Regions from separate parts of the Homo sapiens genome. Here region 1 is linked to region 2. Evidence: read pairs that join two places in POLR2A ChIA-PET (ENCODE). Cell type or tissue: MCF 10A. All regions are shown on one strand. Links, peaks and the distances in the headings refer to the core of each region. The heading gives the core; the rest is flanking DNA. Region 1 overlaps SGMS1 (sphingomyelin synthase 1). Region 2 overlaps SGMS1 (sphingomyelin synthase 1).

The links. ChIA-PET counts read pairs that join two places held together with the same protein. Peaks named below come from ENCODE experiments on the same cell type or tissue, not always from the same donor. Only the 100,000 strongest peaks of a DNase experiment are listed, where the experiment ranks them.
Region 1: POLR2A ChIA-PET joins it to region 2 with 11 read pairs; 6 of 35 experiments call an interaction of 5 or more read pairs at or near these places.

The regions. Positions count from the first base shown.
Region 1 is chr10:50,502,829-50,505,747 of GRCh38, reverse strand. All of the region lies in intron 3 of SGMS1 (sphingomyelin synthase 1), which reads left to right. Among named protein-coding and RNA genes, the nearest start is that of SGMS1, 120 kb to the left of the region's middle. In MCF 10A, for the core only: no CTCF peak of the experiment used is centred there; a DNase peak (open chromatin) is centred at 1,537.
Region 2 is chr10:50,416,689-50,419,607 of GRCh38, reverse strand. The region is part of intron 6 of SGMS1 (sphingomyelin synthase 1); the gene reads left to right. Among named protein-coding and RNA genes, the nearest start is that of ASAH2, 170 kb to the right of the region's middle. RefSeq lists a silencer at 1,168-1,447. In MCF 10A, for the core only: no CTCF peak of the experiment used is centred there; DNase peaks (open chromatin) are centred at 1,137 and 1,907.

The sequences.
Region 1 (2,919 bases), core at 222-2,721, 86 kb before region 2:
CCTTGGGCTCAGCAGCACCTTTCACTGCCTGATGAGCTGTTGGCTGCATATGAACTCCTTGAGGGCAGAGGTCTTTGTTTTATTCCCTGCTGTATCTATAGCACCTAGAACAGTGCCTGGCATATTAGAAGCCCTCAATAAGTACTTGTTGAAAGAATCATGAGTTTGCCTTTGGTTATAGTTTTTGTGTCCTTTTCAAACTTGAGTGACTTTTTAAATTAACCTGAGGCTGGAGAGGAGAAGGGTGTAGAAGTACTGTTCACTTGACATATCAGGTCTTTTTTAAGGCAGGAAGAATGGAAAAGATGGATTTTCTTCTTTTAAAAAATTTCAGTGTTAGGCATGATAGAACAGAGCAGCTAGAAAAATGTTTGAATATGACTTTTGTTCGTTATAAATTGGTATAAAAATCTACCCCTCTATCTGGTATTGACTAGATTTTGGGGCTAAATTATAACCTATTGTAATTCCTCTGATTGTTTCTATGGGAGGAGCTGTTGACTTTTTAATTTAATTTTCTAAATTTATTTTTGAGACAGGGTCTCACTCTGTTGCCCAGGGTGGAGTGCAGTGGCACAATCATAGCACACTTCAGCCTCTACCTCCCAGGCTCAAGCCATCCTCCCACCTCACCCTCCCAAGTAGCTGGGACTACAGGCACACACCAACACACCCAGCTAATTTTTGTATTTTTTTCTTTTTATAGAGATGGGGTTTTGCCGTGTTACCTGCACTGGTCTCGAATTCCTGGCCTCCTGCCTTGGCCTCCCAAAGTACTGGGGTTACAGGCGTGAGCTACTGCACTTGGCCAAGCTGTTGACTTTTTTATTGTATCTTTTTACTACTGGGGAGAGGTATGGAGGCTAGGATCAAAACTTCATCAAAAGGGAAATTTGAGAGCAGCAGTCGATAAAAACAATTTGTTAAGAGATATTTTTGGATCTTTGGGTCTCTGTATAGCCAGAAAGGAATAATAACTCAGAAATGTTTTTCTAAACCTTTTTGACTTTTAGAAATAAGTCAACCGCCATTACTTTAAAAAAAAAATGAACAGGATTGATGTTTGTATAGGAGGCTGTGTATATAGTGGTTACAAGTATAGCTGTTAGAGTTAGATCTCTGTTTAAATCCCTGCCTCTCCCTCCCTATTACCCCATCTTCCCATCCTTCTTCCTGGAGAATTGCCTTTTGTCACTTACTACCTGTATGAGCTTGCACAATTACTTAACTTCTTTCTTTAAAATGGATATTATCAAAATTATGTTATTTGGGGGATTAAGATAAAATAAAATTCATTTATTGTTACCATTTATAAGCTAACATAACTGATGACAGTGCTAAATGGGATTTAAAGGTAGGAACTATCTTGAGAAAGCTAAGTGTTACAAAGTATAATTAGTCCAATCCAGTGTTTCCCAAACTTACCTAAGCTTAAGAATTTCCTCAGGGCACTTATTAAAAATATAGATTCTCAGGCACCACCCGGACTTACTGAATCAGCTCTCCAGGGGAGGGGCCTGGGAGCCTAGTGAGGTAGGTAGGGTGATGACACACCCTGCATTTTCTGAGCCTGTCCTGGTTTCAGGTACCCTGCATGATGAATTCCAGATGTCTGTTTATACTTGTCAGACTGTGTCTCAATTTTCAGACAGGAGCTATGGGCACTGTTTATGTAGGCCATCTCATTCAGAATCCTCTCTCATATCGATGCAGGTAGAACATGCTTATAAAACACGAGAGGATGTGTAGCCACAAAGTTGCATAGTGTCAGTCAGCGTAAATCACTCAGCTAGCCTGGCCTTCATTTTTTCTCTGTACAAAACTTCTACGATCTTGATAATCTGCTCTGTTAAGTGCAGACAGTGACGTGGTCAACATATGTTGACAGCCCTCTGTCTTGCCCAGTCTCTCAGGCCCTAGTGATATCAGGCTGTCAGAGTGACAGTGCCTGTGGACTGTGTCTGCACGGGGCAGTGAACCCTAGCCTTTGTCGTCTAAGGCCAAACCCACAGAACTGCTCTTCTCTCCTCCACGAGCTGGGAACTTTCACTCATATCCGTGTGAAGAGACCACCAAACAGGCTGTGTGTGAGCAACAAGGCTGTTTATTTCACCTGGGTGCAGGCGGGCTGAGTCCGAAAAGAGAGTCAGCGAAGGGAGATAGGGGTGGGGCCGTTTTATAAGATGTGGGTAGGTAAAGGAAAATTACAGTCAAAGGGGGTTGTTCTCTGGCAGGCAGGAGTGGGGGTCACAAGGTGCTCAGTAGGGGAGCTTTAGAGCCTGGATGAGCCAGGAGAAGGAATTTCACAAGATAATGTCATCAGTTAAGGCAGGAACCGGCTATCTGGATGTGTACATGCGGGTCACAGGGGATATGATGGCTTAGCTTGGGCTCAGAGGCCTGACAGGAACTAGGGAGCAAGGTCTCACTCCGCTACACTTAGGACAATTAGCGTGTTCCTAATCAGCTCTTCTAGAAAAACAGCATTTTGCTGTTTTCACATAAGCCTGCAAGTTCATTTTCCCTCTCTGGCCCAGGTAGTAAGTAATCATTTCCCCATCAGTGACAAGGGAAGATGAACATCTAAAATTTTACTCCCAGGGCTGAGCTTTCTGTAGACATTACAAATAGAGTTCACATGTCTTTAAGGAATAAAGGATTCTCACATTCAGTTAAGGTGGTTCTTCCCATGCTAGGTAGGGTTGGAGAAAATGATTCTTTGGAGATTTAAGGAATTTTCTCTGGCAGCCATTTTTTGTATCGGTCATGGTTTCATATGATATTTTATTTCACTACATTTTGGGTTGTGCTTAACTGTATCTTTCTTTCTGTTTGCATCATGGGAGAGATTGGATCTGTGCTGAGAATTTTTTTTGGGTGATACGTTCATTTTCTGACCAGTAACAAATCAGTCCACTT
Region 2 (2,919 bases), core at 88-2,587:
TAATGTTTAGGGCACAGTGACTCAGATGGAATATTTCCACAAATCACTCTTACTTTTTTAAAAGTAGGTTCACCTGTGACCTAAATGAAATCATTCCAATTTTAAGCCTATTTGCTACCAATAAACTTTCTATTGTATAGTAAGAATACCAAATTCAAGAATCCTGAACCTAAAGCTTCTTAAGTTTCTCACCACTTAAATGAGGGACTCAGACCAGGGAATACCAGAGAACTATTTCAGCTCTAAAATTCTTTAGATATTTAACATAGGAAAGAATTTTTGAAAATTACGAGCCAGTTTGTTTACAATTTTGGAGATTCGGATTCAGGACTCAGAGGGACAAGACAGCATTTTTTGAGTGCCTACTCTTTGTCCAGCACTGTGGTAAATGCTTTGCATGCATTGTTACATAATCAGTAGTTCCCCCCTTATCTTCAGATGGTATGTATGTTCCAAAGCCCCCAGTGGATGCCTGAAATCTCGATGGTCCTGAACCCTATATATACTATGATTTTTCCTATACATACCTATGGTGAAGTTTAACTTATAAATTAGGCACAGTAAGAGATTAACAGTAACTAATAATAAAATATAACAATTTTAACAATCTCAGAATGACATGAAATTTAAAATTTATGCATTGCTTATTTCTAGAATTTTCCATTTAATATTTTCAGACTGCAACTGAAGGGGCGGGGTAACGGACACAGCAGAAAGAGAAACTGCATATGGGGGGACTGTTGTAATCTGTAAACTGTTAGGTGGGCATTTTAGCCCCCTCATTGATGATAATTAACTTACTCAAGGCCACACAGTGTCAGAGGTCTGATCCAAATCTGCTTTGATACCAGGTCCCACCTCTTTGCACCCAGTATCTCTGCCTAACTCAAAAACTTTTACTAATCGAAACTAATGTACATCCACTGAAGTATCTTTCGTAAGATTAATCCTTGTTTCCCAAGCGTTTTCAAAGGCAACCTACCCTTTTCTAGAAGTTGTGTCGAAGTTGTCAAAGGCGTAAAGAAAAGGCTGTGAAAGGCTTCTAAGCTTGGTATAAATCAAGAAAGGAAAGTTCCGCCTTAACCGACACTGAACATGCTTATTGGTTAGGACTGAACGGGCTGACTCATTTCTTTTTTGCCGTGGTAGAGGGCCACACCCTGCATTCCAAAAACCCTCTGCTGCCGGGCCACACCCGCCAACCCCGCTCTTGGAGCCTCTGAGGTCCGGCTGGGCGTCTAGCTCGCAGTTGACCCCCCGGGAGAGGATCGGCGCATCCGGCCGCCCGCCAGCTCCAGACGCCGGGCTCCGCAGCGCCGCTGTCCTAGCACCAGGGCCCGGCAAGCAGGGGAACGGGACCGCCGGGACCGATCAAGGCGCGGGCGCCCAGCAAGAGCCGCGCCCGGGGTCTGCGCGCCGCTCAGCGCGCTCGCCTTTCCGCCCGCGCCAGGGCTGGCTGCGCGCACCCTGAGCGCGAGGAGCCGCGCGCAAACTTGGTGCCCCAGGAACTTTCCAGGAGACACTGCCTCCGGGGACGAGAGACCGTAAGTGTTGCTCCGGAGATGCTGTGGTTCATTAGAATACACTAACAGACGGTGTGAACCGATTAAAATACCGCAATCAGTGCCAATTCTACTACGGCGAAGTAAAGGGAAATCTTTATTTTTCCTGCATCCTGCTTTAATGATCAAATAGGCACTAGCTATTTACACCTGAGAAGGTTCAGTGCAGTTGCTGAAGCAGTGGGTCAGGATATGGGTAGGATCAGTCAACAAATGCTCTTTATATTGCGTGATGCTAACTGCCGTGGCATGAGAACCAAGGGTAGGGGGTGGTTTCTGTTTGGGGTTATCAAGTCTTCCTAATGGCAGTTTTTGAGAGAACGGGATTGTGTCTACAGATTGGTTATTAAGTTTTGGGGAAGTACTCACTTTCTCAAACTCCAGTCCCTGTACGAAACAGCCCTTTTGGCAACTCCTTTGGTTGGTTGGAAGCTGGCTTGTGAATGAGCTTGGTACTAAGTGCCACAAGGATGCACGTGCCCCTGTGTTTTGGACTGAGTGTGTTTACTCCATAACTGTGCTTTCTATTTAGTGTGGCCAGGTAATCGCTCTTGTGGAATTTGTCAATAAATACATGGAGAAGAATGCATGACATTTATTTTATTTTATTTTATTTTATTTTATTTTATTTTTGTGTTTGTTTTGTGTAGTTATACCAAAATAGGAAATCTGGAGACCTAAATTCTGTTACCCTGAATGCTACAAATATTTATCATAACATTTTTATCCAATTGAGTTACCGCTTTTAAATTTATGTAGAAATAAGTCCAGTGAGCCACTTAAAAAACCCGCTTTTCTACATAAGAAATTAGTGCAGTTGTATGATGCCAAGTAACTTATTTTCTTGCAAGAGTTTGGGGAAGTAGGGGACAGGGAAAGTGGAATCCTGTGACGACTGAGGATATACACAATGCAACAGGGAAGTTATCATGATCAGAAACACTGACTGCGTACAGGAAAGACAGGTTAAAGACGTCCCAGTAACATAAAGGATGGTGGGAAGACTTGTAAACTGAATTATGAAGTTATGAATATGAATGAGCAAGTCACGAATAGCATCATTACACATGCATTTATGAAGATAGAGACTGTGATGAGGTTAAAAGATAGACTGTCATGGAGAGAGGAAGAAAATTCTTTGCAGCTGGCTTTTTTTAGCGAGAGAAAGAAAATTCTTCGCAGCTGGCTTTTTTTTTTTTTTTTTTTTTAGTTCTATAAAGGAAACTTCCCTAGAAAGAAACCACTTCTAAATGGAATAATTAAAATAATTTGTTAGAAACTTTAAGTTACCCTATGAGCTCCTAGTAACACTGTTTTCAAGCTCATAGGTTAATTGTTAAGCCCTTTTGCTCCGAGT